Regions from separate parts of the Homo sapiens genome. Here regions 1, 2 and 4 are each linked to region 3. The links are chromatin contacts, found by Hi-C or POLR2A ChIA-PET in ENCODE. All regions are on one chromosome and are shown on one strand. Each heading gives the region's core, a stretch centred on a gene start or an enhancer-like site at or near the end of the contact. The rest is flanking DNA. Distances are from core to core; before and after follow the strand shown. Region 1 overlaps LOC105374928 (a long non-coding RNA gene). Region 2 overlaps LOC105374928 (a long non-coding RNA gene). Region 3 has its middle 64 kb from the start of EDN1. Region 4 overlaps ADTRP (androgen dependent TFPI regulating protein).

What was found. Hi-C counts contacts between places; a loop is a spot of excess contacts on that map. ChIA-PET counts read pairs that join two places held with the same protein, here RNA polymerase II (POLR2A). Pooled maps may share reads with other maps.
Region 1: a pooled map shows a loop between it and region 3 (4-fold over the local background). The contact joins two enhancer-like sites. A Hi-C loop is called at or near these places in 1 of 37 single-sample maps with no recorded cell type and 2 of 50 pooled maps. POLR2A ChIA-PET finds 5 or more read pairs at or near these places in 1 of 52 experiments (activated naive CD4-positive, alpha-beta T cell).
Region 2: a loop to region 3 is called in a map with no recorded cell type, with 9 times the contacts of the local background. The contact joins two enhancer-like sites. A Hi-C loop is called at or near these places in 2 of 37 single-sample maps with no recorded cell type and 2 of 50 pooled maps.
Region 4: a pooled map shows a loop between it and region 3 (9-fold over the local background). The contact joins two enhancer-like sites. A Hi-C loop is called at or near these places in 9 of 37 single-sample maps with no recorded cell type and 5 of 50 pooled maps.

What each region holds. Positions count from the first base shown.
Region 1 is chr6:11,510,640-11,517,757 of GRCh38, forward strand. All of the region lies in intron 4 of LOC105374928 (a long non-coding RNA gene), which reads left to right. It also overlaps the pseudogene THAP12P5. Among named protein-coding and RNA genes, the nearest start is that of TMEM170B, 24 kb to the right of the region's middle. RefSeq lists an enhancer at 4,414-4,463. Within about 2 kb of position 4,197, at least 3 of the 41 ENCODE cell types and tissues checked have a DNase peak (open chromatin) inside an H3K27ac peak, as active enhancers do.
Region 2 is chr6:11,463,790-11,470,561 of GRCh38, forward strand. The region is part of intron 1 of LOC105374928 (a long non-coding RNA gene); the gene reads left to right. Among named protein-coding and RNA genes, the nearest start is that of TMEM170B, 71 kb to the right of the region's middle. Within about 2 kb of position 3,667, at least 2 of the 41 ENCODE cell types and tissues checked have a DNase peak (open chromatin) inside an H3K27ac peak, as active enhancers do.
Region 3 is chr6:12,350,873-12,358,081 of GRCh38, forward strand. No RefSeq gene overlaps it. Among named protein-coding and RNA genes, the nearest start is that of EDN1, 64 kb to the left of the region's middle. Within about 2 kb of position 3,804, at least 5 of the 41 ENCODE cell types and tissues checked have a DNase peak (open chromatin) inside an H3K27ac peak, as active enhancers do.
Region 4 is chr6:11,728,708-11,735,104 of GRCh38, forward strand. All of the region lies in intron 4 of ADTRP (androgen dependent TFPI regulating protein), which reads right to left. LOC124901258 (a long non-coding RNA gene) reads left to right here. Exons shown (of 2, transcript XR_007059452.1): 2 at 1,351-2,540. Among named protein-coding and RNA genes, the nearest start is that of ADTRP, 47 kb to the right of the region's middle. RefSeq lists enhancers at 827-996, 3,381-3,680, 3,961-4,050 and a cis regulatory region at 912. Within about 2 kb of position 3,589, at least 17 of the 41 ENCODE cell types and tissues checked have a DNase peak (open chromatin) inside an H3K27ac peak, as active enhancers do.

The sequences.
Region 1 (7,118 bases), core at 2,947-5,446, 840 kb before region 3:
GGAATTAGCACATAGGGATTTTAAAACAACTATTATAACCATTCCAAGGATTTAGAGAAAAACATGCTCACAATGAATGAAAGGAGAGAAAATTTTAGCAGAGGAATCAAAACTACAAAAGAGAAACAAATGAAAATCCAAAAAATTTTTTAAAACCTGTATTTAAAATTTGCAAGATAACTTTAACAGTAGATTAAAATGAGAAAGTCAATAAATTTGAAGATAGAGCAATAGAAAGTAGCTAACCTAAAAAAAACAAGAGAAAAGATTAGAAAAAAGTAGAGTCTCAGTGATCTGTGGAAACAATGTGGAAAGGTCTAGCATATGTGTAGTTGTAGTCTCAAAAGAGGAGAGAGAGCAAAAATATTTGAGAAAATAATTGGAAAATATTTCCCAAGTTTGGTGAAAGGCATACATTTACAGATATAACTATAACAAACCCAGTGAAGCCCAAGCAGGAAAAATACAAAGAAAACCACATGTATGCACATTAGAATCAAACTTCTCAAACCATGGTTAAAGAGAATCTCTTGAAAACAACCACAGATTAACCACAGATTAACATATTCCATAATGTAGAATGATATGAAATAACAATAATTTCTTATCAGAAACAATGGACACAAGGAGACAGTGGAATGACATTTCTAAAATGGTGAAAGGAGGAAAAAAGTCAACTAAATGCAAAAAAAAACATTTGAGGATGAGGGCAAAATAAAGATTTTCAGGTAAATGAAAATAATTTTTATTAGCAGACCTACAGTACAAGAAACACAAGGGAAATTCTTTTTTTTTTTTTTTTTTTTTTTTTTGAGACAGAGTCTTGCTCTATTGCCAGGCTGGAGTGCAGTGGTGCAATCTCAGCTCATTGCAACCTCCGGCCCCTGGGTTGAAGCGATTCTCCTGCCTCAGCCTCCTGAATAGCTGGGACCACAGGTGTGAGCCACCACGTCCAGCTAACATTTGTATTTTTAGTACAGACGGGGTTTCACCATGTTGGCTAGGATGGTCTCAGATCTCTTGACATCGTGATCCGCCCACCTTGGCCTCACAAAGTGCTGGGATTACAGGCATGGGCCACAGCGCCTGGCTAGAAACACAAAGGAAGTTCTTTAGGCAAAAGGAATTAATGCCAGGTGGACACTCAGTCTTTAGAAAACAATGCAGTGCCCCAAATGATATATAGGTGGCTAAATATTAAGATTTGTCCCTTTCTCCTAATTTGTTATAAATAAACATGACTAAAGAAAAATCTATATTTGCTTTAAACCCCACATTGTATTGTGGGATTGATAACATTTTTAGATGAAGTACATATGACAACCAAAACAGAAGAAGTAAATGAACCTCTATTTTCAGAAAGATTCTGCTTTACACAAAATGGTCCAATATTAAATCTAAGTAGGCTGTGAAAAATCAAGAATGTAAACTATGACCCCTAGAGCAACCACTTGAAACAATATAAAGTTATATAACTAAAAAGCCAACAATTCATTAAAAAATAATTCTCAAAAAAATTGAATTAAACAAAAAAAATTGAGAAAGTAGTAACAGAATTTAAAAACAAAAAGCAGGCAGGACCAACAGAAAATAGTAGTAAAACTGTTGGTCTAAACTCAACTCTGTCAATAATTCAATTAAATGGAAATGAACTAAATGCTCCAATTAGAATTCATAAATTCTCAAAGGAGATAAATGAGTAAGATTCAACATAGTTTCTCCATTAGAGATGAACTTTAAATATAAAAATACAGATATGTTGAAAGCAAATGACAGGAAAAGATTTATTATGCAAACTGTAAGCCTAAGAGGGCTGGATTGGCTATATTAATATCAGATGTAATAGATGCCACAAGACAAAAAGTAAAAACAGACATACTGTAATAATGAATAAATTTGCATAAAGACACAATAATTATACATGTATATGGGCCTAATAAAACAGGTTTAGGATACGTGACATGAAAGAGTAACATAATTAAAGGGAGAAAGAGACAACTCCACAATGATAGTTGGAGATTTTTTGTGCCTATTCTGCTTATGTAATATAGTTGGAGATTTTAACATTTAATAACAGCAATTGGCAGAACAAGTAGATAAAAGATCTGAATAATGCCTTCACTCTCCTTTACCTAATTGACATTTATAGAACACTACACCCAACAATTGCGGAATAAACATTATCTTCAAGTAACATGTAATGTTTACCAAGATAAACGAAATGCTGGGCCATGAAACAAGTCTCAGCGCATTTTAAAGATTAAAATAATGCAGACAATGTTTTTGGACCACAGTGGAATTAAATTAGAAACCAAAAACAATAAGATGTCAAAGGAGGATAAAATTCACATATCTGGAAATTTAAACACATATTGTCTATAATCCATGGGTCAAAGAAAAAAGTCATAAGACATATTAAAACTATTTCAAACTGAATGATAATGAAAATATATCAAAATTTGTGGAATACAGCTAAAGTAGTGCTAAAAGAGAAATTTATACCTTTTAAATGCTTAGGATAGGAAGGAAGAAAGGTATACAATGAATGACCTTTGTTTCCACAGTAAGATCCAGAGAAAGAAGAGAAAAGTAAATCCAAAGTAAGTAGAGGGGCCGGGTGTGGTGGCTCATGCCTCTAATCCCAGCACTTTGGGAAGCCAAGGTGGGAGGATCACTTGAGGTCAGGAGTTTGAGACCAGCCTGGCCAATATGTTGAAACCCTGTCTCTACTAAAAATACAAAAATTAGCCGGGCGTGGTGGCACATGCCTGTAGTCTCAGCTACTTGGGAGGCTGAGGCAGAAGAATCTCTTGAACCTGGGGGTTGGAGGTTGCAGTGAGGTGAGATCTTGCCACTGCACTCCAGCCTGGGCTGCAGAGTGAGACTCTGCCTCAAGACAACAACAATAACAACAAAAACAAAGAAAGTAGAAGGAAGGAAACAATAAAGATATTATAAGAGGAGGAAAGTATGAAACAGAAAACAGACAAATGATAGAGGAAATTAATAGGTATAAAACATTTTGGGGTTTTTCTAGGGGAAATGACATTAAAGTTTGACATGCAGAAGAAAAGAGAAATCACCAATATCAGGAATAAGTATGTGAATATATTACAGATCCAACAAACATGAACAAGTGTATGCTAATAAATTCAACAACTTAGAAGGAATGGACATATTTTCTGAACAATACAACTTACTAAACTGACACAAGATGAAATAAAAATTCTTAACTAGTCCTATATATATAAAAGAAATTGAATTTGTTATCAAAATCTCCCTCTGAACTCTGTTAAACATTTAGGTAAGAAAAAAATAACAATTTTACACAAATGCTTTCAGAAACCCAGGAGGAAGAAACACATCCCAGTGCATTTTATGAAGTCAGCCTGATCCTGATACTAAACTTGACACAGACATTTCAAATAAAGAAAATGAAAACACGAGTCATGTTAAGTTGATTTTCTTTCCCCATCACTAACAGGAAGGCAGGAGGGCCTGAGTTTGCGGGTAGGGAGTGCGGGCTAGCTTGCTGGTAGGGCTACAACATCAAACTTGTATGCAGTTCCCAACTGCACATGGAAGAAAATGAAGCCCAATCTGGCCTTCAGGTTACTACAAGACCTTGAAAGAAGCCTGAGGTGGGTGAAGAAATGTAGAAAAATTAACTTACAAGGTAAAACACCTGATTGGCTGAGTAAACATTATTGTCAAACACTTTGAGAACTCTATGATTTATAAAACTAGTACTTACAGAAGAGTTATTTGCAATTATGCTATGCCAGCAATGGTTGATTTTACTGGTCATCTGAACAATCCACATGGTGGACATTGAAAATAAATAAGATAATTGTGATAATTAAATCAGGACACAAATGGAAAAAATGATGAAACTCCTGAATAGAAACAAACCAATAAAGAAACAACAGCAATACACAGAACTCCAATGCCGAAGAAGAAAGTGAAGAACAAAATGAAGGCATTTCACCCCTAAACTTTGAAGAGAATAAAAACAAAGATCACTTAACATTTTTATTTGAAGTTTGGTTTTTACAAAATACACCTTTGGATGAAAATGAGGCTGACCAAATCTCAAAGGGTTTCTTTTCTCCTTTTAATGTTTAAGCACTGCTGGAGTTCAGGGTACTTTCTGGTGAGGCAGTCCTGAGAAAGTTCTTTGAAACACATTATTCAGTTTGAAAACACAACAGAAACAGGTGCTTGAGATCTACAAGAGCTGCACTGGGAAGAAACGGGGAAGTGAGAGATTCACTTCTTTCCTACTGTCGCTAATATGGAGGACATAGCTGAGAAAAAGCAATCACCGGTATTGGTTAGGCTCACTGATGAATCTCAGGGCCAGAGAGAAGGATGTGGGATTTCTCCCTCCTGAAGCTGATGCAGGAAGTTTGGCTGTGAAATGTCACACTACAATAACTGAGAAGTGGGAAATGAACAAGGAATTCTGGTGTGACCTGGCTTAGATTATATCTAGTAGACTTTCTTTCAAAATGGCAATCATGGTAACTAGAACTTTAGAGAAATAATCCCAACATATCTCCACACCTTGCTCTTCCTCTGCCTTAAATATGCAGAAGTCGAAATCAGTTTTCTGTTGTGGGAGGATCATCTATTGCTTTGGGAGCAATTAAAGATGTTCTTTTTTTCTGTTGATCACAAGAGTTTTAGAGCTCAATAATATAATGTCTGTCCTCTTTCAGAACAACAAAGAAAAGGCAAATGAACTGAAGGAAATCTGCTATTCACAATGTACAGGCATGCATGATGCTTTTGAAATGTTTTTGCTAGCAATTGTTTTGTGTTTAGATGATATAAAGGTTGACACAAATGTTAGATGGAATACCTTTATAGCTGGTTGAGCTTTTGTTCTCTGTAGTGCATTAATGTTTTGATTTAATTATAAATTGTTGTTCATAAAAGTATCCTATTTTCAGAAAGACCATCTGGAAAAAATCTCCAGGGCCACACCTCTGATGTCTTCTTTGCAATAGGCAGCTTGACTGCAGCGTTGCATTGCAGAAAGAGATTGAAGATATTTACATTTATTGTAAATTTTGATTTGAGGAAGCCGCAGGGTTGACAACCATACTTGATGCTGAAATGCTGGGAAATTCCTCAAGGCTCAGCAAGATAATCTAGAATCTAAATTAACCACAGAGAATTACTATAAAGAAATAGTGCTCCACCATGAGGCACATTATCCATGACCTTAAAGACATTTTCTTAGAACAGTACCTCACAGTTCCTAAATGTTCTTAAACAGTCAAAAGCAGTTCACTGGTGGCCTCGGTCATAGAACAGCTTACACTGAACACCATGCCAATGTGTACTCAGCTGACTTATTCAATCCTGATACATTCTCTGCCAACCTTCATTGTTGGAGGTTAAGGCCAAAACGCAGAAAAAAAGACAAAGAGCTTCCACCCACCACGTATAAAACTCCCTATTTATCTCACTTAAAGTTTTTTTTTCTTACTGTCTACATGTTACTGAAGGTCCTGTGTATTCTTCCTTTTGATGAAGTTTGAGAATGAAAGCTATGAAATTGGATGAAAGTGTCTCAAACCACAACTAAGAAGCACTTCAACGGACCAGAGGTCAAGTAACTTTACACTGCTTAACATAAATGTTGATATAAAATAGGATCTTAATTTAACAGTAGACACATATATAAAAAAGCTATACATAAAGCCAGAACTTCCTACAAGTACCTAAAAACCACTGAAAATGCCTAATAGTTTTTCTTTTTATATCTGATATTTAGAGGAAAAGCTGTGAGTTGTATTTTGGCCACTTAATCACTGAATATTTACCCACGGACCTTTCACTGAATATATTAAACACTAAAAACCTGCTGTTGAGTGGCCACTATTTGAACTTTCTTTCTTTGAAGACTTTTCCTTTCAGAATTTAGCATTAAAAGAACATTCCATTTCTGTTGTTGGCAAGCTAGGGATATTTTAGTAAAGTAATTTTGAGCATAATGTCATGAATCTAATTACCAGGTATTATTAAGTTACCAGTTGTTTTAAAAAGTAAATGTTAAGGAGGTGTGAGGAGAAGGAATATATTTTATAAAATATTACAATAAAGCACAGGATTGACCATTGACTAATGGGTGTTTTAGTGTATTGTTAGAAATATGGAAAGGGTAGTTAAGGAAATTACCAACCAGCAGCAGAAACTGTGAACTCACCAAACCGAGATTTCAATGTAGATTTCGTCTTTTTTATGTGGCCATAAAGACAGAATTAGAGTTTGGATAGAAAGTAATCCAAAGATGTTCCACATCTGGTTGTTTACATTCATTTGTTGGGTTTACATCTTAACATGTTCAAAGGAAGACATACAAGTGACCCAGAAACATATTTTAAAAAAGCACAACATCACTAATCATCAGAGAAATGCAAATTAAAACCACAGTGAGATATCATCTTACACTAGCCAGAATGGCCATGATTAAAAAGCCAAAAATCCAACAAGTGCTGATGAGGATACAGCAGAAAGGGAACACTTATATACTGTTGGTGGGAATGTAAATTAGTACAACCTCTATGGAAAACAGTATGGAGATTTCTTAAAGAACTAAAAATAGAACTACCATTTGATCCAGCAATCCCACTACTAAGTATCTACCCAAAGGAAAATAAATCATTATACTAAAAAGACAACTGCACTCATATGTTTATCACAGTACTATTCATAATAGTAAAGTTATGTAATCAACCTAAGTATTTATCAATGGATGATTTGACAAAGAGAATATCATATTATATATACATATATATTACGTCTCAGCCATAGAAAAGAATGAAATTATGTCTTTTGCTCAACAAGGATTGAACTAGAGGCCATTGTCCTAAGTGAAATAACTCAGAAACAGAAAGTCAAATACTGCATGTTCTCACTTCTAAGCGGGAACCAAACAATGGGTACACATGAACATACAGAGTGGAATAATAGACACTGGAGACTGTAAAGGTGGGAGGGTGGGAGGAGGATAGGGTTGAAATATTACCTATTGGGTACAATGTTCACTATTTGGATGACAGGTACACTAAAAGCCCAGACTTCCCCACTATGCAATATATTTATGT
Region 2 (6,772 bases), core at 2,417-4,916, 890 kb before region 3:
GACTGTTCCAGCCAAGATTCACTGAGTGGATATTACCCAAAAGTTCCACCCTTATTGATAAAACAGTCATGGCTAACACTTGCATAGTGTTTAAAATGTTCTAGACCCCATTTTTAAGCTACGTACACTATCATCATCATAACTGTTTTACAGATGGGAAAATGAGTCTGGGTAGTTAAGTCCCTTGCCTAGTGTATGCAGTTAGTCGGGGCTGGTGTTTGAATGCAGGTAGTTTCACTCCAAAGTTCACGCACTTCACCATGATACTGTGGACATACATGGATAGATGTATATGGGAAAGTATATGATTGGGTGTTTTGGCAATCAGCAATAAGAGGAGACACATTAGAACTCCAAATCAATATTGTTAAAGAATGGTGCAACACACGTATGTTTATTGCGGCACTATTCACAATAGCAAAGACTTGGAACCAACCCAAATGTCCAACAATGATAGACTGGATTAAGAAAATGTGGCACATATACACCATGGAATATTATGCAGCCATAAAAAATGAGTTCAGGTCCTTTGTAGGGACATGGATGAAACTGGAAATCATCATTCTCAGTAAACTATCGCAAGGACAAAAAACCAAGCACTGCATGTTCTCACTCATAGGTGGGAATTGAACAATGAGAACACATGGACGCAGGAAGGGGAACATCACACTCTGGGGACTGTTGTGGGGTGGGGGGAGGGGGGAGGGATAGCATTAGGAGATATACCTAATGCTAAATGACGAGTTAATGGGTGCAACACACCAGCATGGCACATGTATACATATGTAACTAACCTGCACATTGTGCACATGTACCCTAAAACTTAAAGTATAATAATAATAAAATTTAAAAAAAAATGGTGCAACAGCATAAAATAGAAAGTCCTCTGGTTTTCAAGTTGCACACAACTAATTGGAATCCCAGCTCGGCCAGCAGCTATTTGATAACACTGACCAAGTTTTTATCCTCTTGGCTTCAGTTTCCTTATGTGAAAATGAGAATAATAACATCCACTTAACTCAGTTGTGGAAAATTAAGAAAATAATGTTGTCAAGTGCTTAGCTTATAGTAGGTACTCAATAAATGTTAGTTCTCTTCACTCTTTTGGGGCAAGAGAAGAATGTGATCTCAAAAAACAGAAATATGTTGGCTGGGTGTGGTGGCTCATGCTTGTAATCCCAGCACTTTGGGAGGCCAAGGCAGGCAGATCACGAGGTCAGGAGATGACACCATCCTGGCCAACATGGTGAAACTCTGTCTCTACTAAAAATACAAAAATTAGCTGTGCATGGTGGCTCGTGCCTATAATCCCAGCTACTCGGGAGGCTGAGGCAGGAGGATCACCTGAACCAGGGAATAGGAAGTTGCAGTGAGCTGAGATCGCGCCATTGCACTCCAGCCTGGTGACAGAGCGAGATTCCGCCTCAAAAAAACAAAAACAAAAAAACAAAACAGAAATATGTTTTCATAAAGGCATATGTTGCATAAACACTTTTTTAAATGATTGCCATTAAATATGAACACTTATACCACTTTATTTTTCTTGTGTACACGGAACTTAACATTTTAATTGCCTCCTCTCTTGTGTTCTGCCAGAATCTGTTCACAAATGCAAGAGACACGTGATGTTGGAAACCTAACAACAGGTCCTAGTAAAATCAACCTTGTATTTTCTTCAAGTGGAGAAAGAGCTTTAAATGACAAGATAGGGACTTTGTTAATGGGCTAAATCTACGTTGTCTTTTCCTTGCCCTAGAATTCCATGCCTTTGAATATTTGTCATAAGTCAGCAAGGGAAGTGCTGTCTCTCAGGCTTCACCCAAGGTCATTGTTATGTTTTAGCAGCCACATAATCAAAGTCTTGCCTTTTCTTTTTATTTTTAAAAAATAGTGTAACAATCTAATCAATAGAAAATGCTATAAGTACATTTTTTTGATAAAATAATACTCACATGGAAGCTTAGATATTATTTGTCCAGTTAGATAAGTTGATTCAATAATAACCACACTTGTTAGGATAGTGTTGCACAAGGAAAAATGTCTTCCCATTGCCCCAGTACTCTTTGCTTTGAAGATATACACAGTAAGCCACCAAAGGGCCAATGTGAGATGCACAGAAATTCAGATCTGCCACTTTTTTTTTTTGAGACGGGTTCTGGCTCTGTTCCCCCAGGCTGGAGTGCAGTGGCACAATCTCAGCTCACTGCAACCTCCACCTCCCGGGTTCAAGCAATTCTTCTGCCTCAGCCTCCTGAGTAGCTGGGATTACAGGCACGCACCACCATGCCCAGCTAATTTTTATATTTTTGGTAGAGACGGGGTTTCACCGTGTTAGCCAGGATGGTCTCTATCTCCTGAACTCGTGATCTGCCCGCCTCGGCCTCCCAAAGTGCTGGGATTACAGGCGTGAGCCACTGCGCCCAGCCCAGATCTGCCACTCTTAAAAGGAAGGTAGAGAAGAAGTTTCTTCATAGAGATTGAAGGATAGCATATATCTTTATGTGGAGACTTACATCTCCATACATGTATAGACAACAAATATTTCCATGTTGTTTCTCACTATTACCCCTCTTTTCTTTGTAATGTTTTTCTTTGAGCAAAAAGTTTAACTCTTTAATTTGTTTCCTCTGTATGATGTTTAGGGATTGATTTCCATTAAATATCAAAAGAATGGCAAGTTCAAACAAGCTTAAGAAGCTATGGAACTGTCTGTAAGATGGATTCTATTTTCCATTTGTGCACGAAATACCTTGTTATCCACATTATTTGAAGTTCTAGCCTACAGAGAGATAAGGACATTTGATTGAGTGTGAAAGGTAGGAATGGAAGTGTGGGTTGTTTAACCTTATTGGACTCTGTTGTTGATTTCCAGATGGCAAAATGCATGTCCAGCCTCCAGTGACGCTGCATGGAGGGTTGGTGCTTTACTGAATGAAAGTGTTAACTGGAAAAACTTCCCTTACCTGGAAACAGATGAAGTCCTATAACTTTTAAGACCTGGCTCTTTTTGCGTATTATGGTAGTTTGTGCTTTCTGATATCTTTTCTTTCTTTCTTTCTCTTTCTTCCTTTCTTTCTTTTTTTGAGACGGAGTCTTGCTCTGTTGCCAGGCTGGAGTGCAGTGGCATGATCTCGGCTCACTGCAACCTCTGCCTCCCAGGTTCAAGTGATTCTTCTGCCTCAGCCTCCCAAGTAGCTGGGACTACAAGAGTGTGCCACCATGCCTAGCTAATTTTTTTTGTATTTTTGGTAGACACGGGGTTTTACCATGTTGGCCAGGAGGGTGTTGATCTCTTGACCCAGTGATCCGCCGGCCTCGGCCTCCCAAAAGTGCTGGGATTACAGGCATGAGCCACCACGCCCGGCCCTGATTATCTTTTCTTGAACAATCATATCCCTTCTTTGGAGTGACTGGATGTCTGCTGTCAACATTTACATCAAATCATATTTTTCCCTTAGGCCAACCCTGCCCACAATCACTCTTGAACTATTAGGTTACTGCTATAAAACACTATTCACAAATTTTAAAAGGTAATTACTGTTTGCATCTTTAAGTTCTCAGGAACAATTTTGTTGGTTATTCTGCACCTTATAATATTAGTCTATTCCCATTTTAGAGACAAAACTAAGCATGAGATAGGATAGTGACTGGTTGAGAAGTTAGCAGTGAATTGTGGTTCAAGGTGAGAATTCACAGACTTTGGTCCACTGAGCCATGTTTCCCATGCTTACATGTCTGTGAAACAGCTGCAGCTGAAACTCTGAGAAATATTCTCTGCAAAGTGGAATATTTTAAAAGAACCAAGATCTCCTTCCCCTCTTCTCTTCATACAAGAATCTGCCCCATTTCTCATAGCTATTCACCCTCCTTGGTTTGAGCACCCTGGGACAGCAACTCATTGTAGATCCAGTATCTCCATTTGACAAAAGGTGCTTCTCCCAGTAGGGAAAGCCCCTAAAAATCTACTTCTTGGGCTTTGACATTGGCCAGTATTTTGGGACAAGGGTTTTCAGAAATAATTTTTCAAAGGGGAAATGTTGCATTCCTTAGCTAGATTATTGAACTGGAAGTTCGTGAGCCTTGTCCCTATAATTTATAAATCGGTTTAGTCCTTTGCATCTCAAGGTGTCATCTCTTTGCTTTTAACCTCTGTCATTTTTTCCTTTCTTTTCCCCTTGTTGTCTTCTTTCTCTCTGTATATGTTTCTATCATTTTTTTTCTTTATCTCATGTTTATATTTCTCTCTGGGCTGTTTTTCTATGTTTTGTCTTTGTACTTCTTTCCTTGCTCTTATTTACCTTTTGCCATAATTTCAGTGAATGTTTATTGGACACCTATTTCAAACTAAGGAGTGGGCTGAATACTAAAGAGATAGAATGAAAGTCTTTGCCCTTCAAGAAAATCAGCACTCTTGTAAAACCTGTTGCCTCTCTTAATTAACCATGATAGAAAACTGAGTTATCTTTCCTGGCTTTGTCTTATGTTTCTCACAGTTAACTGAAAAAGAGAAAGAAAATTAAATATGTTATATTTCCTATTGCAAAGAAAAAAAAGATCATCTAAGTGGGTTTGTTTTTTTACCTTTTTTTGACACCCAGTTGATTTTATATATTTTACACCAATGGGCCTTGGCTGAAAACAACATAATGAAACAGTGTATTCATCTCCACCTGATTCTTTTTCCTCTGGCATGAAAACAAAAATGTTAGGCCAGCGCGGTGTCTCATGCTTGTAATCCCAGCACTTTGGGAGGCCAAGATGGGTGGATCACATGAGGTCAGGAGTTCGAGACCAGCCTGACCAACATGATGAAACCCTGTCTCTACTGAAAATACAAAATTAGTTGCGCATGCTGGCACATGCCTGTGATCCCAGCTACCTGGGAGGCTGAAGCAGGAGAATTGCTTGAACCTGGGAGACGGAGGTTGCAGTGAGCCAAGATCGCGCCATTGCACTCCAGCCTGGGCAACAAGAGCGAGACTCTGTCTCAATTAAACAAAAACAACAAACAAACAAAATGCTAATAATATGGGTCAGGTTCTCTGAGATCCTATTGGTTCATCTCTCATCAGTAAGCAATGAAGCAGTGCCTTATGGTTGGCTTACATGCAGACACTTCCAGTCTTTCACGTAGTGAATTGCGTGAGACTAACAGTGCTCAGCCTCGGGCTTGCCTCAGAGCCACCTGGAGGGCTTGTTAAAGCACCTGTTTCTGGGCCCCACCCCTAGAGTTTCTGATTCAGCAAGTCCAGGCAGGGGCCTGAGAATCTGCATTTCTTACAACTTCCTGAGTGATGCTGATGTTGCTGCTTCTGGGACTAAATAGTTCAGAGACAATTTTGCGGGTAGGGTTTTGGTGGCAGATCTATTCACTTATCCTCATTTTTTTTTTTTGTTCAGAATAGTGAATCTTTGATGTAGCTTGAATGTTTGTCCCCTCCAAGTCTCATGTTGACATGTGATCCCCAGTGTTGCAGGTGGGGCCTGGTGGGAGGTGTTTGGGTCATGAGGTGGATTCCTCGGGACAGTTTGATGCCATTCTGACAAGATGGAGTGAGTTCTTACTCTTGGCTCCTGCAAGATCTGGTTGTTAAGTCTGCTGCCTCCTTCCCCTCTCTTTGGCCTCCTCCTCTCTTGTCCTGTGACTTATTTTCTCCCCCTTCACCTTCCACCATGAGTAGAAACTTCATGAGGACTTCACCAGAAGCTGAGCAGATGCTGGTACCGTGCTTCCTGTATAACCTGCAGAACCATGAGCCAAATAAATCTCTTTTCTTTATGAATTACCCAGCCCCAGGCATTCCATTATAGCAATGCAAATGGACTAAGACAACCTTTAAAAAAACTAATAAATAAAAATATCATTTAATACACTATTCTTTATTTTCCTATGAGTGAAGAGCATAAACATTATTCTCAAGAGTCTCAGAACTTCCAGCCTTGGCCAAGATACAAAGGGCAGGGGACCCTTCTTTAGATGCTACTTGGTGTTTGCACACCTCTCTCAGCTGTGTCAGACATTGCTAAGGAGCTTTGTAGTCAACTCTGGCAATATTGTTTTTTTAAGCCAAGGAGCAAAAACATGAGCATGGCTCAATATTAAATGTTGACTTTAAAGTCCTCCTGCTCTTACTGTTTTTGTAATTTAAAGAAATCTAATCCCTTCATATGGCCCTGCTGTGCCTCTCCCTGGCATCATATTTGTTTGGGCTTTGGAGTCAACATTAATACAATGATTTAAAGGAAAAAGAAAACAGCAACCTTAAAAGCCGGGGTTTCTTTTAGACCCAGGCCATGGACAGGCCAACCGTATGGGTGTGGATGTAGGACATCTGCATGTTTCTGCGAAGAGCACATGTGTGAGGGAGAAATGGGGAGCACTGGGGCCACCCAACTTATGAAACAGAGAAAGGCTTTACTGCTTAAAAACCTTAAGGATCAGGTCGGCAGGTGGCTTGGGTGACACAGGAAAGAATTTGGGGATTTAAAAAACCTACAAATGATGTTTATTTTTTATTTTTATTTTTTGAGGTAGAATTTTGCTGTTTTGCCCAGGCTGGAGTGAAGTGGTATCATCTTGGCTCACTGCAACCTCCGCCCACCCAGGTTCAAGCTATTCTCCTGCCTCAGCCTTCTGAGTAGCTGGGATTATAGGCACCCACTGCCACACCTGGCTAATTTTTGTATTTTTAGTAGAGACGGGGTTTCACCACGTTGGCCAGGCTGGTCTCGAACTCCTGACCTCAGGTGATTCACCCGCCTCAGCTTCCCA
Region 3 (7,209 bases), core at 2,554-5,053:
ATCCAAACCATATCATTCTGCCTCTGCCCCTCCCAAATCTCCTGTTCTCACATTGCAAAATACAATTATTCCTTCTCAACAGTCCCCCAAGTCTTAACTCATTCTAGCATTAACTCAAAAGTCCATAGTCCAAAGTCTCACCTGAAATGAGGCAAGTTCCTTCAGACTATGAGCCTGTAAAATCAAAAGAAGATTAGTTACTTCTAAGATACAATGATGGTACAGGCATTGGGTAAATATACCAATTCCAATAGGGAGAAATCAGGCAAAACAAAGGGGCTGCAGGCCCTATGCAGGTCTGAAATTCAGCAGGACAGTCATTAAATCTTAAAGCCCCAAAATAATCTCCTTTTACTCCATGTCTCACATCCAGGCAACTCTGATGCAAGGAGTGGGCTCCCAAGGCCTTAGGCATCTCTGCCCCTGTGGCTCTTTAGGGTACAGCCCCCTTGGCTGCTTTCATGGGCTGGTGTTGTGTGCCTGTGGCTTTTCCAGGTACATGGTGCAAGCTGTTGATGGATCTACCATTCCAGGGTCTGGAGGTTGGTGACTCTCTTCTCACAGCTCCACTAGGCAGGGCCCCAGTGAGCACTCTGTGTGGGAGCTCCAACCCCACATTTCCCCTCCACACTGCCCTAGTAGAGGTTCTCCATGAGGGCTCTGCCCCTGCAGCAGACGTCTGCCTGGACATCCAGGCATTTCCATACATCCTTTGAAATCTAGGCAGAGGCTACGAAGCCTCAACACTTGTCCTCTGTGCACATGCAGGCTTAATACCATGTGGAAGCTGCCGAGGCTTATGGCTTACATCTTCTGGAGCAGCAGCCTGAGACATATCTGGGGCCCTTTTAGCCATGGCTGGAGCTGGAGTGTCTGGGACACAGGGAGCAGTGTTCTGAGGTAATGCAGGGCATTAGGGCCCTGGGCCCAGCCTGCAAAACTATTCTTCCCTGCTAGGCCTCCAGACCTGTGATGGGAGGGTCTGCTGTGAAGGTTTCTGAAATGCCTTCAAGGCATTTCCCCCATTGTCTTGACTATTAACATTTGGCTTCTCTTTAGCTATGCAAATTTCTGCAGCTGGCTTGAATTCCTCCCCAGAAAATAGGTTTTTCTTTTCTACAACATGGCTGGGCTGCAAATTTACCAAACTTTTATGCTCTGCTTCCCTTTTAAATGTAAGTTCCAGTTTCAGATCATCTCTTGTTTGCTCACAAATATAAGCATATGCTGTTAGAAGCAGCCAGGCCACATCTTGAAGGCCACATCTTGAATGCTTTGCTACTTAGAAATTTCTTCTACCAGAAACCCTAAATAATCATTCTCAAGTTCAAAGTTCCACAGATCTCTAGGACAGGGGCACAATGTCTCTAGTCTCTGCTAAAGCATAGCAAGAGTGACCTTTACTCCAGTTCTCAATAAGATCCTCATCTCCATCTGAGACCACCTCAGCCTAGCCTTCACTGTTCATATCACTATCAGCATTTTGGTCACAATAATTTAACAAGTCTCTAGGACTTCCAAACTTTCCCTCATCTTCTTGTCTTTTTCTGAGCCCTTCAAACTGTTCTAACCTCTGCTCACTACCCAGTTTCAAAGCTGCTTCTACATTTTCAGATATCTTTATGGCAATATCACACTCCCAGTACCATTTTTCTGTATTAGTCCATTCTCTCATTACTATAAAGAACTACGTGAGACTGGGTAATTTATAAAGAGAAAAGGTTTAATTGGCTCATATTTCTGCAGACTGTACAGGAGGCATGGCTACAGAGGCCTCAGGAAACTTACAATCATGGTGGACGGTGAAGGGTGAAAGGGAAGCCACAATGTCCTACATGGCTGGAGCAGGAGGAAGAGAGTGAAGGAGGAAGTGCTACACACTTTTAAATGACCAGATCTTGTGAGAACTCACTCACTATCATGAGAACAGCAAAGGGGAAATCACCCCCACAATTCAATCACCTCTCATCAGGCCCCTCCTCCAATACTGGGGATTAAAATTCATCATTAGATTTGGGTGGGGACACAGATCCAAACCATAGCACCATATGTTCTCATTATTTATCTCCCACATGTAAGTGAGAATATTCGGTATTGGGTTTTCAGTTCCTGTGTTAGATTGCTAAGGATAATGGCCTCCAGCTTCATCCATGTTCCTGCAAAGGACATGATTTCACTCTTTTTGTGGCTGCATAGTATTCCATGGTGTATATGTACCACATTTTTGTTATCCAGCCTACCATTGATGGGCATTTAGGTTGATTCCATGTCTTTGCTATTGTAAATAGTACTGCGATGAACATATGCATGCATGTGTCTTTATGGTAGAATGACTTATATTCCTTTGGGTATATACCCAGTAATGGGATTTCTGGGTTGAATGGTAGTTTTGTTTTTTGTTTTTTGAGGAATTGCCACAATGTTTCCCACAACATTGGACTAATTTAAACTACCACCAGCAGTGTATAAGAGTTCCCTTTTCTCTGCAACGTTGCCGGCATCTGTTATTTTTTGACTTTTTAGTAATAGCCATTCTGATTGGTGTTAGATGGTATTTCATTGTGGTTTTTGATTTGGATTTTTCTAATTATTAGTGATAATTAACATTTTTCCATATGCTTATTGGCTGCATGTACGTCTTCTTTTGAAAAGTGTCTGTTCGCATTCTTTGTCCACTTTTATGTTTGGTTTTTTGTTTTTGTTTTTTGTTTTTGGTCTTGCTCTGACACCCAGGTTGGAGTGCAGTGATGCGATCTCGGCTCACTGTAACCTCTGCTTCCCGGGTTGAAGCGATTCTCCTGCCTCATCCTCCTGAGTAGCTGGGATTACAGGTGTGCCACATGCCTGGCTAATTTTTTTGTATTTTTAGCAGACACAGGGTTTTACCATGTTGCCCAGGCTGGTCTCAAACTCCTGGCCTCATGTGATCTACCTGCCTCGGCCTCTCAAAGTGCTGGGATTACAGGTGTGAGCCATCGTGCCTGTCCCTTTGTCCACTTTTTAATGTGGTTGTGCAACATTTCTTGGGGCCAGTTCCAACTTCAGTTATGCAGCCTTTGGCTCAAGAGCCTTCACAGGATTTCCTTTGGCATTTGCTGCATTTTTGCCAATTCCCACAATATTGTTTGAACTGTAACAGTTTTTCCTTGTTTCTTTCTTTTTTCACCAACTGGGATCTAAGATTGACTTACAGAAGCAAGGTATGTCTGAAACGATTAATATTTCTCTAAGTCTCTATGTGCATCAAGATTTGTAACCTATTGTGAACTTGTGTAACAACCATTTAATCAGTGCAATTGATCAAAGTAGCTTTCTACACAAAAGTGGGTACCTGGCTATCATGTAATCATGAAAAAGCAACAACTCTGAATTTTATTATATTATATTTATGTGCTCCATTTATTATGGTGTTGCCCTCCAAAATGAAATTACATACCCAAATTAAAAATGCACTAAAATATTTTAGTGACAAGAAAATATTTTTCTTTTTTAATATCTGCAGAATGGGCACAAACATATTATACTGGGAATATTTCATTTCATTTTTAAAAAATCATAGAGGCAACATTATGCATTTAGACTCATATTGCAAAGAGCATTATTATTTGCTCTATTTTGACTCCTTTATATTTTCCTTTCTTTTTAAAAGAATATGCGTGTGTGTGTGTGTTTGTGTTGTTTTACTGTCTGGAAGATGACAAACTGTATACTTTAGTGACATAAATTACCTGAACAATTTACTGTAGATGCTCCTGGCAGAAAAGGCCACGTCACTCTTGTGTTTCCTTCTTTGCTGCTGTGAGAACGCTATGTTCCCTGGAGAGCCTGGTGAGGCCTGTCTGGGCTAAATTCTTTTCACATGCATGGTTCACTGCTTGAATACCCAAGAGGCAGAGCTTACTCTCTCACTCTCTGTCTGAGAATGGGTTTACCATTCTTGTGATTGCCCCTTGCATTCTGCTTTTCTGCCTCCAGTAATGTTTGGTATTTGATAATTTAGGGAAAAAGGACCACCAGCTATGCACTTGGACAATTATGAAATAAATGCTGTTTAGGGCATGCAAAGGTTTTATAAATTCTAGCCGGTGATCAGCTCCCAACCCAACGAATGCATTTCAATTGTGTTTATCTTTGCTTGCATATCTAGAAACAAGACATAAACACAGTTATCAACCATTTGGCACCTTTTAAATGGACACAATCATCCACTGTCTAACTTGTAGTGCTATTAAAGTTTGATGTGCAGTTGTAAGAAGCTCTGTTGTCTTCCTTTAATGGCACCAAATCAGGTACAGTCAAATGTTTGCAGACAAGATGCCAGCCAAACCTTAAAGCTGCAAAGGCTCAATCTACCTGGCCAGAAAGTGGTGGCCCCACCCGTTTCTCTATATGCATCCTAATTGTCTCTTTCATAAGTCTCCTGGAGGGCATGTGTATGAATACATTAAACATGTCTAGAAGATAATAAGTGGGGTTTAAGTAGTCTCAACTTTAGCCTTTTTGACTCAAAATATCCCAGACCTGGCAATGGAATGAGCGGGATTATCTGCCTTTTTGTTTCACGGCAGTCCAGTCATTCTGAATGTTACCTTTGGTGTTGCTCAAACACCAGGCATTTCACATGCCCTCAGCTAACAGAATAGCTGAGTATGACTGTCAGTTTCTCCCTTAGGTGGTCACTCAGTCCCAAATTTCCCATTTCTATGACTAATACCAGCATATTTAATATGACGTTGAACACCTTGACCTCCTTTATCTTCTCTTTCTCATGTTCATTACTACCATTACTAATTGTACCTGCTTACTACCACCCACAATTTGGTACATGTCTGGATTGGGAAAGCAGCCTCCTAATCATTTCTGTACATCCAGCTTTCCTCTCTGCTTTCTGCACAGCTGCCAGAACAAGCTCCTGCATATGCTGTTTGTAGCACATCCAGCGATTCATTACCAAAAACTAGAGCCTATTACTTAAGGTCTCCAACAACTGGTTTTCTTTTTAACTTCTCTCTTTCCCCTGTTATTTTCTCCTTTCTGTATCCAACTCAGTGTGCTTTCACCTCACTTCATAAGTGTTGCAAGATGTTTGCCCTTACATTTTTGCATGAATCTTTGCACCAGTCTGGGTGTTCGCTTGTCTTTTCTCTCTGCATCTCTCAAGACCTGAGCTCATCATCCACGAAACCACTCTCCTTTAATTAGGCTACCATTCTGATTACTTCTTCATTTTGCTTTCCTTGTCCCCTGTAAGTTTTTAGTCTATTGAAATTTGAGTCAAAATTAAGTAATTTTGAACCCAACGATGTTTTGTTTTATAATTATTCACAGCATGCTTCCAGTGCATTTGGAATGTACCTCAACCAAACTTTGGAATATACCTCCACCATATACATGATTAAAAACTTCTTAAAGTCACAGAATATGTCATCTACTGTTTTTTATACTACCCATATACCATGCTTCTATTCAGCCTTCGTGCAACAAATGCTCATGAGCATATAGGGGCTGCAGATACAGCAGGAGTGAGAAAGATAGGACTAGTTCTTGCCCTCAAGAGCTAGTGGGGAGTGGGCTCATCCAATTAATATCTCTGAGACACAAAGGGAATATTAGGCATGTGATTTCCAAAGGAACAAAAAGAGCATGTGCGATAACTTCACAAGCAGGAGCCAAAACAAATTCTGCATCATACCTAATGGCAAGAGAAATGAGAAAATTGCATCCAAGTATTTATTTTGAACAGCTGTGGGATGCAACAGTACAATTAGAAAATCACATGTCAGGCACTGGACACAGGCATCTGCCAGATTCTGTTGTCCTCCTATAGCCTCTCAAAATAGTAGGACCAGCGTCTGAGGGGTGTGGGGGCTGAAAATACTCTACATTTTGATCTGGGTTGTGGCTACATGGGTGTGTATATATGCAAAAAGTCAAGCCAGGTGCGATGGCATAAACCTGTAGTTCCAGCTAGGTTGCCCAGGCCGGTCTTGAACTCTTGGGCTCAAGGATCCCTTGAGGATCACTTCAGCCCAAGCGTTCAAGACCGGCCTGGGCAACATAGTAAGACCTCATCTCAAAAACAAGCAATCAAACAAATTCATCAAACTGTACCAATGTTATACCTCAACAAAAACTTTTTTAGGTTGAAAAAAAATGGTAAGAAGGGAAAAAAGCACACACTTTGCTTTGGCCATGCCTTCTTATTTATTTTTATTTTTATTTTGTGGGCATGAAGTGAGCATGAAGCCATCTGAATGAATTCTTGTCTCCTCCTGGGCATGTGAGCCTTGGGGTGAGTCAGCGAGTCTTAGAATGCTGAAGGGTTGGTATAAAGCAACCTTCAACCTGAAGAACAATAAACTCTGGCTATACCTTAGAACCACTTGGATGGAGCATCTCAAAAGAAATACCATTGCGTGATCCCCCATCCTCAGAGATCAGATTCAGCTGGTCTGGGATGGGGCCCTGTATCAGTATTTAGAAAAGATGCCACAGGTGTTTTTAATATGCAGTGAGAAATCCAAACCCCTAGTGAGCTCCATTCCCTCTATATAGAGTTAAGGAAATGGAACGTCACAATGGTTAAGTGATTTGCCGACGGCGATGCCGCTGGGTGCTCATCTCACCGTCTAGGGAGGATGTCCAGTCTACCCATGCCTGGAAGAACCACTGGCCTGACGTTACAAAAGAGGAAGTGATCCAAGCCTAGAATCAAATTCAGATGTTCTGATTCTTAACCTCTAGTTTGTTTCACTTCATCTCCCTCAAACGGAGGCATTATTATTGCTAAGAGATTTTGAAATAAAAATTGCAGCTATTGCTTTAAGCTAACTTTGAACTTGTTAAAGCAAGCCCACTGACTGGAAACATTAGAAAGAAACCAGGAGGGTGAAATTTACTCTTTCTGTTTTGTTTTGTTTTGCTTGAGACAAAGTCTCCCTCTATTGCCCAGGCTGGGACCCCAGGCATGTGATGCACCACCACATCTGGCTTTTTTTGTTTGTTTGTTTGTTTTTTAAGACAGAGTCTCACTTTGTCACCCAGGCTGAAGTGCAGTGGTACAATCTCAGCTCACTGCAACCTCCAACTCCCGGTTCAAGTGGTTCTCATGCCTCAGCCTCCTGAGTAGCTGGGATTACAGGCATGTACCACCACGACCAACTAATTTTTTCTATTTTTAGTAGAGATGGGGTTTCACTATGTTGGCCA
Region 4 (6,397 bases), core at 2,339-4,838, 620 kb before region 3:
CAGGCACATTTATTTGCCAAGTGCCCAAAATGCAGCAGGTTCTTTGAATTTTGAAATGAATGGCTGTGTTGGGTGGCTCTGTAGGACACTGCTATGGACGGCTCTCAGTCGCCTGACTCACCAAGACCACCACAGGCTCTGGAAATTTGGAAATGTACCCAGTGGCCTTTCAAGTTTTGGTTAATCTCACTTTACTAATACTTTGAAGAGGCCAATGACGTTGCCCCTCAGTTCAAAGAGCAATTTCACATCTTTCTTGAGCCATCTGCTACGTGAACCTCTGTGAGTTGGACTGGGTGGGCACCAAATGGCAGCCAAAAATTAATCTTTTAGGGTCTCCTTATCCTAAATCTTAGAGCATTATAATGGCTGTCAAGAAATTCATAACTTCTGCGTCTTATCAGTAGAGAAATACCGACGTCTGTGGGTGGCAGATAAACAGATAACGGAGTTTTGTGGGCTTTGGGCATATAATTCTTTCTTTCGGTGTTAACCCTCAGGTCACGTCTTTCCAGCCCAGGAGAATAAATCAAACAGAAAGAGTCAGGAGAAACTGCAAGGCTAGAGTGTTAGTCAAATAGTTTACCTAGATGTTGAGGTGTCGGCAGTGATGAGAGTCATTGGGGTGGCAACCTCATCACGGCATTTAGAGCTGTTGCCCAACCCCTCCCTGAGACACCCCCTTCCAGTTTGAAGCCTCTCTGCCTTCAGGGCCCATGGTTTTCTAACTTCCTGCCCTTCTACTACCTGGTAATTCCTTGCTACCTTTGCTGCTCCTTCCCCCTCCTGTCCCTGAGAGGAGGGCCTTTCCCTGGTGTTTGCTTCTTACTTATCTTCCCTCTCTCCTCTCTCTCTTTCCAGCAATCTTGTCACTCCACGAGGGTTCAACTAGCTGCATCTCCTCAGCCCCATCTTTCTTGAGACTGCAGGGTCTGAATTTCTGAATGGAAATTCCTCCAGGCAGGTGATTCTCAATCTTGTCTCAAAATTAGAATTGACTTGAGGGCCTTAAAAATTCCAATGCTGAGGGCATATCCTGAACCAATTAAACCAGAGTATTTTTGAAATGAGACCTAGATATGGGATATTAAACTGACTGTTTTACTTATACCCAAGACGATTACTTTCACAATTCATTTTCATCTATCAATGGAATCACCATTTTTCTTGTCTACTAACTTAAAATTTTTAGAATTATCCTAATTTTTCCTTTTCATTTGTGTGGTACATGTCAATCAATCCATAAAACCTATTCTGTTGTTTCAACAATGTGTCTCAGGCATGTCTCTCATTTCTGATTCTACAGTTTTACTCTCTTCATGCCGTTATTATTTCTGATTTCTGTTACAGGCATTTTGGTTGAATAAGAACTAAGGTTTGAACAGGAAAGATGAGAAGAGCAGGAGATGAGATACCCTCTCCTCTCCTAGTCCTCCACCTCCATCCCTCTTCAGTTTGGATCCTGGCTGGGCTGGACCCCGCATGTTGACAACAAGGATGTGTTGTGTGGCATCTTTTTAATTAATTTTCATATATGAATTTACAGGTAGGGTAAGGATTTCTTCTGTGGAAAATGGTGCTGAGATTCCAATCCCTGCTGAGTTGAGGTTATAAAGCTATGGTTGACCTGGATGATCTCAGTTGAAGGTCATATTTTGGAAACGGTAACAGTGGCTCTGGTAGGGAGTTCACAACATGGTTGGTTCTGAGCAGGACCAACCATGTGTTAGGGAAAATATTTATTCAATAGAAAAATGAATAAAAACCAGAAAGAGAAGAAGAGAATTGCTGATTCTGGAAATGGCAAGGTGGCTGGTCCTGGAACTCAGCTTAGTCCACCCCTTGGCAGTTTTTAATGTATTCTCAGGGTAAGATGTGTACATGTATTTGTAAATGAGGCATGAATTTAAAGAACTGTTACTTCTGGGAACCCAGGAAGCTTTGCTGAGGGATCTTACCCTGGAGAGCACAGTATAAAAGAAAGTAATTCTCTCTCTTGCCTCATAGCAACTACTTTGGGGAAGGGACTTTACAAACATCTGCCCCAAGGCTGGGTGACAGCTGCATATCTGTGCAGTGTTTGTACGGGGCATGCAATACTTTACACACTAGCAGGGACACCTGCAGCATCAGTAGGTTTCTGGTCTACCAAGAGCAGTGTGATGATGCACTCCAGGCCAGCTGGGGTGGTTGCTGTGGCGAGTAACATTGTTAATTCTACCAACACAGGGGGCTGATGGGTAAATGACACTGTTGGCATCAGCAGTGGGCATGGTGTGCTAACCCTTAACACTGTGCCAGGTGGGGATGTTGGACCCAGTGGGGATTACAGTTTTGCTATCTGTGTGTAAGAACAATGCTCAGAACAGTGTGCAGCATGGGTTGTGCAGTGCACGACAGGGGCATGTGTGAGCACTCAGCAGATTATTGGAACTCCTTGGAAAACTGGACCAAGACCTCCAAGGCAGAAGGGTGCTTGGGGATATCACTGGAACTGTGAAATAACCATACATAAAAACTAAGACATTGTGATCAAAGTACATAATGTGCTGGCTAGTTTTTATTTTTATATTGGTTTATATTTTATTTTGTTTCCCATCTCTTGTCACTCCAACTTATTTGAAGCACTATTGTCAAGAATGACATTTTAAAGCATAATTTGCTGGCCAAGTTACAAATACTGCTCACCCTTGCTTCCACTCCAAACAAACAAACAAACAACAGCAACAACAAATGCTCCCATTTTCTATACTATGTCCAACATCCTCTAGTCTGCCATCTGCAAGCCTTCATGAGTGGGTAGTTCCAGGGATATTTCTCATTAGTCTCTTTCACAAACAGGTCCAGCAAAGAGAATTACTGACCCTTGCTCTCACGCTTTCTGCACTCTCCTGGCCTTGGGACTGTGCTCCTTTTGTTTACCTTCTCTCATTTTTTCTAGCTCCAATCCTGCCGGTCCTTCAGGGCTCAGATCCAATGCATGCCTTCCACAGTGCCCTTCCCACACCGCTCAGCTGGATGCAAACTCTTCCTTTTCTGTGGCTCCTTGTGTTTTTTTTATGAGGTTTTACCACTTTCCATCTTCTGCACTTATAATTTGTATGCATGGGTCATCTCCACTTATTAAGGATAAACCCCCTGCAGGCTGAAGCTTGGCCTGATATAACATTGCTTTTCTGGGCAGGACCAACCATGTGTTAGGGAAAATATTTATTCAATAAAAGAAAGAATAAAAACCAGCAGAAGGAACATTTCTATTTTTTTGCTCCTCACCACTGCCTCAGGGAGAACTAGGTGAGGTGTTTTGGGGTAGGAGAGAAGGGAGAAATAAGTGAGCTACCATATTTAAAGGTGACTAATGCTTTCCAAAGGAAATGAAAGCTTTGCAGTCATTACTATTTTGCAAAGCTTTATTTTCCCACTTAGGGGAGAGCTCTTCAATTTTGCAATCTGAAAAATAACTAAAAGCAACCACCACATGTAAGGCGGTCCCCACGGTCTCAGGAACTATTTTTAGGTCATTTGAACATGGTTTCGGCGGTGAAATGCTTCTCCAGCTCAGCTTCAGTGCCGTTTTCCTGACTCATGTTCGTTTCTCACGCTCCCTCTGGCCCGAGCCCATGCTCTTTACCTCATTCGTGTTATGCCATTTCCCCATTTGACTGTCCAAACTGGCACATCTGACAGTGGGCCCATAGCCACTTCCCTAAAACGTCTCCATGGGTGTCTGCAGTTTGTAGAACTTCATGGCCATCTGTGGCTGTGAGGAGCCAGGGGCCCTGGAAACTGCGTAAGGGTGGGGTTGGCAGGCACCAAAGAGTCTGAGCTCCTCTAACCAGGGCGTGAGCAGAAATAGAGATGCTTCCATCAACAGGATCACATCAAACACCCTCCTTTAAGTGTCTATATTTGATTTGTTCTAGCAAAAATGGGGCTTAGTGGACCAAATACCAACTTAGCATTTTTCATGAAGGACGAAATCCCAAACCACCTCAGCTCCCCACTGGGCACTGGGGCTCACCCAGTCACGTTCCTGCTGGTGACAGGTCTCCATCCCTTCCCTCCACTCCCTTCATTACCAGTACTTTAATGTCTAATCCAAGCACATAGAGCTGGGAACAACACGTGAAAGATTTCAAAGTGCAGAGCTAGGTCAAGCTTTGTGCATGCCCATCCATCCAGCATTTAGCTGAATGGTTTTGCACACACTGGGAATTGAACAAATACCTGGCCATGTAAACACAGTGGAAAGACAACTGGATTTGGAGAGAGGAGACCTCAGTTTTAGTTGGCTCAAGTACCAGCTTTGCATCTCTACCCCACCTCTGCCATATGACCATGGGCATGTCATCTACCCTACTGGAGATTTAGTTTTCCAATGCTAAGTCATCTCTAAGTCACCTCCCATTGTTCACACTCTCTGATTTTATTTGTGGATTGACTGATGTTATCATCAGTTGGCTAACATCAACTCCCCTGAGTTACCAGCAATGCCACCAACTGGTCTACCTGTCTTGTTCCTCTTCAGTCTAATGTCCACACTTCAGCCAGAATCATCTTTCTAATCAGCTTTCTTACATAAACCACATCATTTCATTCCTCTGATTATAACACTTTTCTACAGAAAAGCACTTGGTTTAAAAGTCCAAACGCACTAATGTGGATTTACGACCTGGCTTTACCCTGTCCTCCAATTCAGCCATACCCTCAGCTCCTCCAGCCCTTTGCAGATGCTGTTTTTTCTGCCTGAAGGTCTTTTCCATGTCTCTTTTGACCTATTCTTATTCATTCCTTGGGCCTCAGCTTAGACAGTGCTTCCCTTTAAGAAGCCAGTCCTGCACATCTCTCTGTGTGCCCATAGCATCCTGGGCTTATGCCTATTACAGTCCTATCACCCTGTCTCCCACTGTCTGTTATGCTCCTCTTTCCCGGACAGCCTCTAAAGGTAGCAGGTTTCCTGAACTTCACTGTATCCTCCATATTTTAGCACAGTGCCTGGCGCTGGTGAACCACTGAATGGATAACGATGCACTTGTACCTGGCTCCCATCCTGTGGCATTTCTTTCTCCAACATCCTAATTACCTGCATCATGGGGACACCCGCCCAGGTACTGACAAACCAACCTCCTGGCCTCTACTACTCATTTTTATAGCCACTACAATTTTCCCCAATAACAGCAGTGGCCTTAGGTGCTTTTCATCTTCTTCATCCCCAAAAAGGAAAAGAAAAACAAGGGTCAGATATGTGAACTGAAAATCAACTTACAAGTCCTTAGGTAGAAGACATTAGTAAGTAAAAGGTAATAACATATATATGAACTACCAGATTTACACTTGGCAATAAAAGAGTAAGTTAAAGACCACCAAAAAAAATACAGCATACAAATTCATGTGTATAATCAGCTAGATTCCACTTTGCTTCTCTTCAACACATGCAAGAACAACAACAACAAAATCTTTATGTGTCTATACTCTTACCCCAATCCAGGTCCCAGATACTCTGTCTTTAGGGATATATTCCTTTGTATTAAGCCAGATATGGCAAACACATAGCATATATCTTACCACTGTCCATTGTCATGCTATTGAAAGTCATTGCCAAATAATCACACAACTTTTTCTTGGTAATGCCTCAGAATCCTTTTCAACAGAGTGCTCCAGACATCAACTATCAGTAGGACCCAAGCTTAAGCCTCGTTCTCTGAAATTCCCTTTGTTAAAATGTAAAGGCTTCAGAGGCTGAAGAACAATATAGAGCACTGGAGTCTGGGGGTAGATTTATTGAGCAAGTGCTTTCTTTAAGATGGGAGAAGAAAGATTTGGGTACTCAGGGAAAGAGGGGCACAGAAAGGTGGGAGGGGTAGACACCACAAAAGGGAAGGAAGGGCTAGGGAGAAAACAGCAGATGAGGTCTGGGCACCAAGTTTATTTGCTCTAAGACAGAGGCTGGTCGAGTCCATAAAACAGGCACTGCTAGAGCCCATGTTCTTTGGAATGCACTCTCTCTCTCTCTCTCTGCGCTTCCATCCCTGACAGAGCACTGAACTGAACTAAACTTCCCCGCATATAGGGATCGGAGGGTTGTCCAGATTGTCACACATGAATAGCTTGTGTGAGTCTAGAGAAGGAACACTGATTAGCTTCCAATCTGCAGGTCTTGTGTTCAGCAAGCCTCTTTCTTTCAGAAGGAACAAAAGCATGGTGCTAGATGAGAAGGTTATAGAATGGAAGAAAAGTTTCCCACTCACTGGGTGAAAGGCCAAGCACGTTCCCTTGATTATAGACTATTGGGCAGCGTTTCTGAAAATGAGTATTGCCAGGTGGTTGAATGACGAAATCTAGGCCAGCTACAGAAATCATCTCCCATGCAATTGCCCAAATGCCTTCTAGGAGCTCT